Regions from separate parts of the Homo sapiens genome. Here region 2 is linked to region 1. The links are chromatin loops, found by intact Hi-C in ENCODE. Cell type or tissue: heart left ventricle. All regions are shown on one strand. Links, peaks and the distances in the headings refer to the core of each region. The heading gives the core; the rest is flanking DNA. Region 1 overlaps GALNT17 (polypeptide N-acetylgalactosaminyltransferase 17). Region 2 has its middle 430 kb from the start of MIR3914-1.

Region 1 (5,373 bases), core at 170-5,169:
ACCTCTTCTTCGGTTTCTCTCCGTTTTCAAATCTCAACACCCTAATGCTCTTAGGCTGTCTCAGATGTGTTCCACCAGAGCCAGGCTTCCTGGAAGTCCCTCTTGAGATGTCCCACTCATCCAGTTCTCCTTGTATTGACCCTGCCCCTGCAGGAGACAGCTGCATCTGCAGGGATTTCTTTTTTCTCACTGGTACTATCAGGGGCCTTCTGTTTGTCTTGATCAACGGACCATTCTCAGCTTGCATTTTCTCTAATGCATTTGACTTTCCTGACCCTGGAGGTTGAGCAGCTTTTGGAGGACAGGGACTCTGAACCTTCTCACCCACAGAGGCTCCTTTAAATATTTATAAAATGAATGCACATATCCTTCTTCCAGAAACTCTGCCAAACACTTCACAGGATAATGCTTCGGAACTGGTGTCATAGGAGCATTATCCTGTAAAGTGCTGGACTCTGTTTCAACACCTGCAGATGATGCTCTTGGGCTCTCAGGTTTGAGAACTTCATTTCCTCCTTGGAGTCCCGTCTGTACCGCCTTGAGTATGGCTTCTCCAGCCCTTCTTCCTTCTACATTCTCTATCCAGCCCTGTACAAAATAAAAGACATTAGCTGGGCATGGTGGTGCACGCCTTTAGTTCCAGCTGCTCGGGAGGCTGAGGCAGGAGGATTGCTTGAGCCCGGGAGGTCGAGGCTGCAGTGAGCCATGATTGCTCACTAGCCCTCCTTCCTGCCTCCTAAATACATGTGTTCCACAACGTGTGGTTCTAAGTCTTCTTCCCTGCATTTCCTGGAACTGTCACCTTCTCTCCTAGGCCATCATCTCCCTTTTTTTTTTTTTGAGACGGAGTCTCGCTCTGTTGCTGAGGCTTGAGAGCAGTGGAGCAATCTCGGCTCACTGCAACTTCCGCCCCACCAGGATCATGCGATTCTCCTGCCTCAGCCCCGCTGAGAGGCTGGGATTACATATGCCCGCCACCACACCCGGCTAGTTTTTGTATTTTTAATAGAGACGGGGTTTCTCCATGTTAGGACATCATCTCTTATCACTCAGTGCCTGACACCTCTGCCCTGTTTTCTCACCTCCAGACCATTGTCGTGGTTCAGCTGCCTACCCCAGAATGTCCTCTGGCCCCCTCAACCTGTCCTCAGAGAAACTCATCAACTTGTTCTTCTCTTCTCTTCTTTTTCTCTTTTTAAATCAATCTTATCTGGCTAAGTGTGGTGGCTCACGCCTGTAATCCTAGCACTTTAAGAGGCTGAGGTAGGGGGATCACTTGAGGCCAAGAGTTCGAGACCAGCAGGGCCAACATAGCAAAATTCTGTCTCCACTAAAAATACAAAAATGAGCCGGGCATGGTGGCAGGCACCTGTAGTCCCAGCTACTTGGGAGGCTGAGGCAGGAGAACTGTTTGAACCCAGGAAGTGGAGGTTGCAGTGAGCTGAGGTCACGCCACTGTACTCCAGCCTGGGTGGCTGAGCAAGCTTCCATCTGAAAAGGAAAATAAAATAAAAATAAAATAAATCAATGGCATCTTCCCAGTTTCCTAGACTGAAACTTTGATGCTCATGATACTGTCATCTAAGTAGATCCAATTTTTCACTTAGGTGTTTTTTGGTGTGGTATTTTAGAATAGTGAGAGCTCACGTCCAGATCTGCTGCATAACTTAAACAACTTTTTCCGTTAATGCTCCCAGCCAAAACAGTTTCTCTGTCTGTGACTCCTCACAGCACTCTTCCTCCGTGACCATTTTTTTTGGGCGAGTGGGGGCCATTAGCCTCATTTACCTTATAATATTGAATATTATAATTTGTTTTTATTTTATTTTTTTTTTAGGCAGAGTTTCGCCCTTGTTTCCCAGGCTGGAGTGCAGTGGTGCGATCTCGCCTCACTGCAACCTCCGCCTCCCAGGTTCAAGCAATTCTCCTGCCTCGGCCTCCCGAGTAGCTGGGATTACAGGTACCCGCCACCATGCCCAGCTATTATTTTTTGTATTTTTTTTTTAGAAGAGACAGGGTTTCTCCATGGTGGCCAGGCTGGTCTCAAACTCCTGATCTCAGGTGATGCACCTGCCTTGGCCTCCCAAAGTGCGCCTTCCTATAATTTTTAAACGTATCTCATCTCCTTAACTCGATTGTAAGCATCTTGAGGGAGCACTTGTGTCTGAATTGTCTTTGAGCACAGGCCAGAGCACAACTCAGTATCTTATAAAGTCCAGAATCACACTGCAGGGACTGGGAAGGAAGCCTGCTCAGTGTCACTTGTTCTTAAACCCTGATCATTGGAGGTGGCATCTACCTTGATGTTTCCATACACTGTTGTTTGGAACAGTGTATCCCTGTACATTGTAAGAGTGAGAATGGTGTCTACTGCTATACAGTAGGCCCTAGACTTTATAAATCATTTTGGTGGCCAGGCACAGTGGCTCATGCCTGTAATCCCAGCACTTTGGGAGGCTGAGGTGGGTGGATCACCTGAGGCCAGGAGTTCGAGACCAGCCTGACCAACATGGCGAAACCCCATCTCTACTAAAAATACAAAATTAGCCGGCTGTGGTGACACATGCCTGTAGTACCAGCTACTCGGGAGGCTGAGGCAGGAGAATCACATGAACCCAGGAGGTGGAGGTTGCAGTGAGCTGAGATCGCGCCACTGCATTTCAGCCTGGGCAACGAAAGAGAAACTCCGTCTCAAAACGTAAAAATAAATAAAAATAAAAATGATATTGGCTAGTTAGAAAGACAATCTGTTGTTCATAGGAAGTTATGTAATTGATCAACATTAATAATTATGATAAACCAATTATTATTAGATTTACCATTTATTGAATGCATATTGAGTGCTTTCTATATAGCTTTTCCTTTAGTTGTAGCAGCCATAAGGCTAGTACCAAATGATTAGGCCTTATCCTTTTACTCCTTTAATACCTCCCAAAGCTCTTTAGATGTGAGAAGGCCAGTGGTAATGACCCACACTTTCTTTTGCCAACCTTGCCAATCCCTACCCATATATCTTCCCTGAAGTCTCGCAACTTCTTAACAAATGAGGAACTCATTTGATACCCGGATGTGGTGAGTGATGTAGCCAGGAGCTGACATCCTGTTCCTGGGAAGAGCCACGACTAAGTTGCAGGTCACGTGGCAGCTAAGAGGTAACAGTGCCTCCAGAACTCCTGGCATGGTGCCCAGCGCTCAGCATTCAGAATATTCTCCCTGAACTTACAGAGATTCCTGCAGTCACAAGCCAACCCTGGTCAGCAGGCGGGATTCCCCTTGTAGCATTCCATGACCTGTGGCCTTTAGTGACATGTCCCTGAGTCCCCCAGCACCCATGCAGGACATGTACCTGGAGTGCAAGTATCTAAGAATCCCCTCCCTGTTAGCCCCTCCTTTTCCTCCCTATACCTGGTGATTTTTATGCACACAAAGTATCACTTTTTTTTTTTAAATGCCTTTAGTTTTATTTATTCTTAAAATTAGACACCAGGTCTTTCTCTGTTGCCCAGAATGGAGTGCAGTAGTGTAACTATAGCTCACTGCAGCCTCCTGAGTTCAAGTGATTCTTCTGCTTTGGCCTCCCGAGTAGCCGGAAGTACAGGTGCACAACACTGCACTCAGCCAAGTATCAGTCTTTATGTCTATAGAGTTAGATTCAGTTGAGTTGTGTTTCAGCTCTCCCGTTAGCCCATATGTGACCTTGGAACAGGTTAGCCTCCCTAAGATTATGTCTTCATTTGCAAAATAGAATTAATTTAGTTAATTAATGAAATTAATCTAGCAACCTCCTAGGGTTTCTGCAAGGATAAAATTAGCTCATAGAAATGAAGCACTTTGCCACCTGCTTGTTGCAGAAGGGAGGGTATTCAATCCCTGGTAGCATTAGTTCTGCCTCCAAGGTAGCATTTCTACTACTGAGCAAAGACTTACATTGCATCCCAAGGCACGTACTGTAAGAACGAGTCTGTGTGCAGATGGAAAAGCCCATATAGAATTTGATAAACCGGACAAGGATTCTGGCCAAGTTTGGAGGAAGGGCCACTAAGAAAAGGAATCTTGAAGGACGTCTGCCGGCTCATAGCAGCCGGGATATAAAAGCCAGGCCTGGTTCCCATCCCGCTGTACGGATTGCAAACTGTCAGAAGATAGCTGTCCTGGGTGAATGCATCAGAGATGTCTTCTGACTCCTAGACTGATGAGATTTTCTTTTCTGCCAGAATTACTAACATGCGATTTTTTTTGAGATCTTTGAACTCCCTGAAGATCTGTGGGCATTGCAGTGGGTTAGATGCAAATTTGAAATGACATGTTTATAGACCTTCTTGCATTTTTGTCATTTGCAGAGGAGCTGAAGGTCCCCCTAGAGGAGTATGTCCACAAACGCTACCCCGGGCTGGTGAAGGTGGTAAGAAATCAGAAGAGGGAAGGCCTGATCCGCGCTCGCATTGAGGGCTGGAAGGTGGCTACCGGGCAGGTCACTGGCTTCTTTGATGCCCACGTGGAATTCACCGCTGGCTGGTAGGTCATGAGCTGAAACTCAGGGGTGCTCAAGACCTGCATTGTGGTTGAGAGGGGCTGGAATCTGGGAGGTGGGACATTTCACCTGTTACCTGTAGTGGCACTGGGAGACTAGAGAGAGACTCGTCAAAGAAGAAAGTGAGACCATTGTCTGGGATAAAGCTAGGGAGCAGGGAGAAATTTGTCTGCCGTCTGTTCAGTTCACCATCATTGGCATCATCGTCATCATCATCGTCATCAAAATCCCCAGTGAAAATGTTTTATCAGGCTGGGCATGGTGGCTTGCGCCTGTAATCCCTACACTTTAGGAGCCCAAGGTGGGTGGATCATTTGAGGTCAGGAGTTTGAGACCAGCCTGGGCAACATGGTGAGACCCTGTCTCTACTAAAAATACAGAAATTAACCTGGCATGGTGGAGCACGCCTGTAGTCTCGGCTACTTGGGAGGCTGAGGCAGGAGAATCGCTTGAACTTGGGATGCCAAGGTTGCAGTGAGCCTAGATCGCGCCACTGCACTCCAGCCTGGGTGACAGAGAGAGACTCCATCTCAAAAAAAAAAGAAAAAAAGAAAACGGTGTATCAATTAGATAAAACTCAACAGAATCCTTGCAAATGGTACAAGACAGTCATATTTTTCTTGTTCTCTTTTCCTTCTTTGCTGCTCTGTTTGCAGGGAAGGATGGTTGTCTGTCATTGTGAGAAAAGAGATATAGTTATAATTCTAACTACTCAGGTAAAGCTCCCCAGAATGTATGGGATTATCTTTCACATCATTCGGAGGAAGGTGAAGCGCATTTTCTGCAGATAGGCCCTGATATTTTTCCAGGTGAAAAGAACAGAATGTGAGAAATTGGTTGAG
Region 2 (5,373 bases), core at 83-5,082, 320 kb after region 1:
GGTAGGGCCAGACTCCCTAGGGCCAATATATATTGAGTAGTTTGAGGCTAGGCCTATACTATGCATTCTAAGATTGGAGCCACCATCAGTAGATATAGCTCTCAATCTCCTTAGAAAGTAAGTGGAAACATGCGATATAATTTTCCCCAAGAGAGGCCAGGCACAGTGGCTCATGCCTGTAATCCCAGCACTTTGGGAGGCCTAGGTGGGCAGATCACTTGAGGTCAGGAGTTTGAGACCAGCCTGGCCAACATGGTGAAACCTTACCTCTACTAAAAATACAAAAAAATTAGCTGGGTGTGGTGATGTGCACCTATTATCTCAGCTACTTGGGAGACTGAGGCAGGAGAATCACTTGAACCTGGGAGGTGAAGGTTGCAGTGAGCCGAGATCTCACCACTGCACTCCAGCCTGGATGACACAGCAAGACTCCATCTCAAAAAAATATATAATAATAATAATAACTTTCCCCAAAAGAATGTGAGTAGATATCACAGGTAGCTCTTTGGGGCTGCGCTTTTGTGGGGTGACTTTGCCTTGACCACGCTCCCTTTCTCCTTCTGGGCTGGATGCAGAAAACAACAGGGCCTTAGGGGATGGTAGAGCCATAAGGGGGAAGGAATCTAAGTCCCTAAATATCTGAATGAAAGAGACCCTCCTCATTGACCTGAATACCAAACCAGGATTGTTTTGTTGAGCCATTTCATGTCTGGGGTTATTTGTTACTGCACTTTAGCCTGCTCTAGCTATAACACAACATCTTTTACATATTGTGTTAGTTATCTATTTCTGCATAATAAATTCTCCCAAAATCCAGTGACTTAAAACAACAGCATTTATCACCTCATAGTCTCTGGGGGTCATCTCCTGAAGGCAGCTTTGGGGAGTCCTTTGCTTCAGGGGCTCTCCCAGGCTGCAATTAAGATGTCGGGTACAGCTGGAGACATTTGAAAGCTCAACTGAGGGAAGATTCCTTTCCAAGATTCACGATTGTTGGGATGATTCAGTTGGCCTGAGACCCTCTGTTCTTTACTGGCTGTTGGCCAGAGGCCAGAGGCCTGAGTTCCTCACCATGTGGGCCTCTTTGTAGGGCAGCTCATGACAGTACAGTTTCATCAAAGCACGTGAGCAAGGAGCACCTTTGAGAAGAGCTGGCCCGACGGAAATCAATTTTGTGTAGCCAAATCTCAGAAGTGAAATCCCATACTTTTGCCATAATCTTTTTGCTAGAAGTGAGTCTCTCAGTTTGGCCCATCGCAAAGGGAGGGGATTATAGAGGGGTGTGAACAACAAGAGGCAGCCGTCGCTGGGAGCCATTTCAAAAGCTGTCTACAGGCAGGGCAGGACGACTCACGCCTGTAATCCCAGCACTCTGGGAGGCCAAGGTGGGCAGATTGCTTGAACTTAGGAGTTTGAGACCAGCCTGGACAACATAGTGAGACCTCGTCTCTACAAAAAATACAAAAAATTAGCCAGGTGTGGTGGCGTATGCCTGTGGTCCCAGCTACTCGGGAGGCTGAGGTTGGAGGACCGCTTGAGTCCAGGGAATCCAGGCTGCAGCGAACCATGATAGCACCACTGCAGTCCAGCCTGTGCGACAGAGCAAGACCATCTCAAAAAACAAACTAAAACAAATCAAAAACCCCACACTGTCTTCCACACATAGTAGTCTCACAAGACCCCTGTTTAGATACAAGATTTAATCTAATTTGGAGAGGCCCATTTAAACAAGGAAACAGACCCAGAGAGGTTCAGTACCTTATCCCAGGTGACTCGGGTCATTGGTGGTAGAAGGAGAATGTTCTGTGAGATGCTAGCACCTGTGGATTTGCACACCACCACCTACAATGCAGGCTGCATTGTGCCCTGTGGTGAGTCTGCCTGGAGGAGGAGTCACAAAAGGGCCTGCAGTATTTGACTATGGAAGCAATTATTAAAGAGGCTGCCCACCCACTGCAATCCCTGCGGATTCCCGGATTTCATGAGCTGCAGGGCTGGCCTCCAGCCTCAAAGAGCTGCAGGCCTAGGAGAAAATCATGAGTGTGTGTGTGTGTGTGTGTGTGTGTAACAGAGAGAGGGAGAGGGAAAAGGAGAAAGAGGCAGAAAGGGACAGGAGAGATGAAAAGAGATAAAGAGATACAGAGAAACAAGTACAGAGTGACAGGGAGAAATAAATAAGGAATTAGAAAAATAGAGACAAGAGAGAAATATTTACAGAGAAAGCCAAAGAGAGTGGAAGGAAGGGAGGAAGGAAGGAAAGATAAAAGAGGGAAAGAAGGATAAAAAGAAAGAAAAGGGAGAAGGAGAAAGAAAAGGAAGGAGAGAGGAAAGTAGGAAGGAAAGAGGGAAGAAAAATGAAGGAGGGAAGGAGGGAGGGAGGGAGCAAGGGAAGGAGGGAGGGAAGGAGCAAGGGAAGGAGGGAGGGAGGGAGCAAGGGAAGGAGGGAGGGAGGGAGGGAGAGGGAGACACAGGGAGTGCCAGTCTTGCAAGGGAGGGGTGCGGGCTGGCTCTCCCAGCACCTGCAGGCGCAGCGCCCCCGCTGGAAATCTGAACTGCATTCTGGTCGTGGCTTCCCCCTAATGTCCTACCTAACCTGTTGAAGGGAATGCAAATTTTAAGGTATACAGCGACAGCAAGCTGTGAAGCGGCCTAGGCTGCCCAAGGCTAGGTCTGGCCGGGTGTTTGGAGCACCCGCAGGCCCCCCGAGGAGGGAGGCGCCCTGAGCAGGTGTCTGCTCCTTGGACGTCCCGCGCGGGAGCTCAGCTGGGAAGCCGGGCTCTGAAGACCGATGCTCTAGCGCCCCCTGCTGGCGCCTGGCCTTGATTCCGCTGCTTCCTTTCCCCTGAAATGAAGGAAAGCAGGAGGGTTGTGAGGCTTCATTGATTTCTCCCCGGCGGAGCAGCGATGCGGATGGGGATGAGGGGTGGTCAGAGGAGACCAGAGCTAGCGAACACGTTCCCTTCTATGACCTGGCCTGTGCTGCGACGCATGGTACCAGCCCTGGGTTGGCCTTGTACCTCCAGGCATTTGGGGGCCTTCCAGAGGCAGGAGGACGGCTTGAAACCAGGAGTTCCAGATCAGCCTGGGCAACATAGCAAGACCCCATCTCTAAAAAAAAAAAAAAAAAAAAAAAAGAATTATCTGGACATGTTGGCCCACCTGTGGTCCCAGCTACCTAGGAGGCTGAAGTGAAAAAATGCATCACTGTAAAAAAAAATCTAGAGTTTAAGACTGTGAAATGTTATTAGTCCTTTCTCACACTGCTATAAAGATATTACCCAAGAGGTGGGAGGATCACTTGAGCCCAGGAGTTCGAGGTTGCTGTGAGCTATGATGGCACCACTGCACTCCAGCCTGTGAGACAAAGTGAGAACTTGTATCTTTTCAAAAAAAAGAAAGAAAGAAAATAAATAAATAATGTATACTTTATTAGAACTATATGTACTTTTGATTAATGCATTAAATAGACCATAAGTGATGGGTCTACTCGCTATAATTTCAAAGTTGTATGAGCATCAATGTTATTACAAGATTTCTGCAGCACCTATAATTTGACAAAAAATCTGTGATTTCTGTTGGTGACAAAAGGTCAGGTTCTGTTTTGTCTACAGTGGTTTGTTGTTTACATTCATAATTAAAGGAAATGTTATCTTTCATTTAGAGGTAAACGAAACAAAGGGAATAATTTTCCCATCCAAGCTCATAGATTCCCTGAATCCTACACATGAAGCCCTGATGAGTCCCATGAACTTGTTAAGCTGCAGAGGGCTGGGCACCATGGCTCATGCCTATAATCCCAGAGCTTTGGGAGACCAAGGTGAGAGGATCACATGAGGCCAGGAGTTCGAGACCAGCCTGGGCAACATAGCGAGACCTCATCTCTATTTTTATTTTTATTTTTATTTTTATTTTTATTTTTAGAGACGGAATCTCACTCTGTCTCCCAGGCTGGAGTGCAGTAGTGCGACCTCGGCTCACTGCAGCCTCCGCCTCCCGGGTGCAAGTGATTCTCCTACCTCAGCCTCCTGAGTAGCTGGGATTACAGGTGTGCGCCACCATGCCTGGCTAACTTTTGAATTTTTAGTAGAGATGGGGTTTCACCACATTGGTCAGGCTGGTCTCAAACTCCTGACCTTGTGATCCACCCGCCTCGGCCTCCCAAAGTGCTGGGATTATAGGTGTGAGCCACCGTGCCTGGCCTTTATTTTTAAAAAATAAATAAAATTTTAAAAATAAAAGAAGCCGCCGAGGTAGCGTTCTTGCTCACATCTTACCTTGCTAGGGCACAGCAAGATGTCAGACACCATCCTCAGAGGTGAAACCCCCAAAAGTATTAAAGGCAGGTAGCAATTCAAAGTATGGATCCCCTGGTCACTAAGAATAGTAACAGTAATCCATTTTTAAAGAATAGCAACCAAAATGCCTTACATGCTGGATACCATGCAAGGGACTTTATCTCATTCCATCTGTCCACCCCAGACCTCTTAACTATCCCAGGTAACCTGACGATATCCCAGGCTCATTTCCTGGGTTATCACAGCCACCTTTCATACCTGGGTCCCTGGAGGGGGCTCAGGTCAGAAGAGGGTATGAGAGCCTGTTTGTCACCTAGGATGTGCTCCAGAGTGATTCAGCCACGCCCTGGCGAAATCTCTGCAGGGGGTTTTCTAGACTCTGTCCTGATAACAGAACCCTCCCATTTTGTCTTTGCTTTCAGCTTTCTTGATTCTAAGCTTCAAATTTTGCCATATACTGGGTCAAAGGTACGTACCTGTAATCCCAACACTTTGGGAGGCTGAGGTGGGAGGATCACTTGAGGCCAGGCATTCAAGACCAGCTTGGGCAACATAGCAAGATTCCATCTCTACAAAAATAAAAAAATTAGCCGGGCATAGTGGTGTACACTTGCAGTCCCAGCTACTCTGGAGGCTGAGGTGGGAGGATGGCTTGAGCCCAGGAGTTCGAGGCTGCAGTGAGCTAGGATTGCACCAACGCACTGTAACCTGGGCAACAGAGTGAGACTCTGTCTCAGTAAGTAAATAAATAAAATAAAATAAACGCCCACCTCTGTGGTCATATCCTTCAGATACAACAGATCAAGTCTTTGGGTTGCAGAGCAAGGATCAACTCTTGTGGCTATCACGAGAGCGCTGAGGTCATGAGCCATCCAGGAGCTGGTTAACTCTGCCCATCAGGACACTCAAGCAAAGGCCAATCCTGGTGGCCCACATCCCAAAGGCAAGCATGAGCAGGGAAACCCTAATCTGCATACAATCGCTTTTACGACAGGGCTGTGTGCTTCAGCAAAACTCTAAGTTTAAATATGGCATTCAGGGCCCCATGAACACCATAGAGAGAAATCCAGAGACAAGC

The links. Peaks named below come from ENCODE experiments on the same cell type or tissue, not always from the same donor. Only the 100,000 strongest peaks of a DNase experiment are listed, where the experiment ranks them.
Region 2: it touches region 1 in a loop (2.6-fold over the local background); 3 of 110 quality-filtered maps call a loop at or near these places.

What each region holds. Positions count from the first base shown.
Region 1 is chr7:71,411,549-71,416,921 of GRCh38, forward strand. It overlaps GALNT17 (polypeptide N-acetylgalactosaminyltransferase 17), which reads left to right. Exons shown (of 11, transcript NM_022479.3): 4 at 4,341-4,515. Among named protein-coding and RNA genes, the nearest start is that of MIR3914-1, 110 kb to the left of the region's middle. In heart left ventricle, for the core only: no CTCF peak of the experiment used is centred there; a DNase peak (open chromatin) is centred at 3,183.
Region 2 is chr7:71,730,657-71,736,029 of GRCh38, forward strand. No RefSeq gene overlaps it. Among named protein-coding and RNA genes, the nearest start is that of MIR3914-1, 430 kb to the left of the region's middle. RefSeq lists an enhancer at 2,607-2,796. In heart left ventricle, for the core only: CTCF peaks have their summits at 2,797 (motif pointing left) and 3,005; DNase peaks (open chromatin) are centred at 2,540 and 2,785; H3K4me3 peaks cover 304 bases.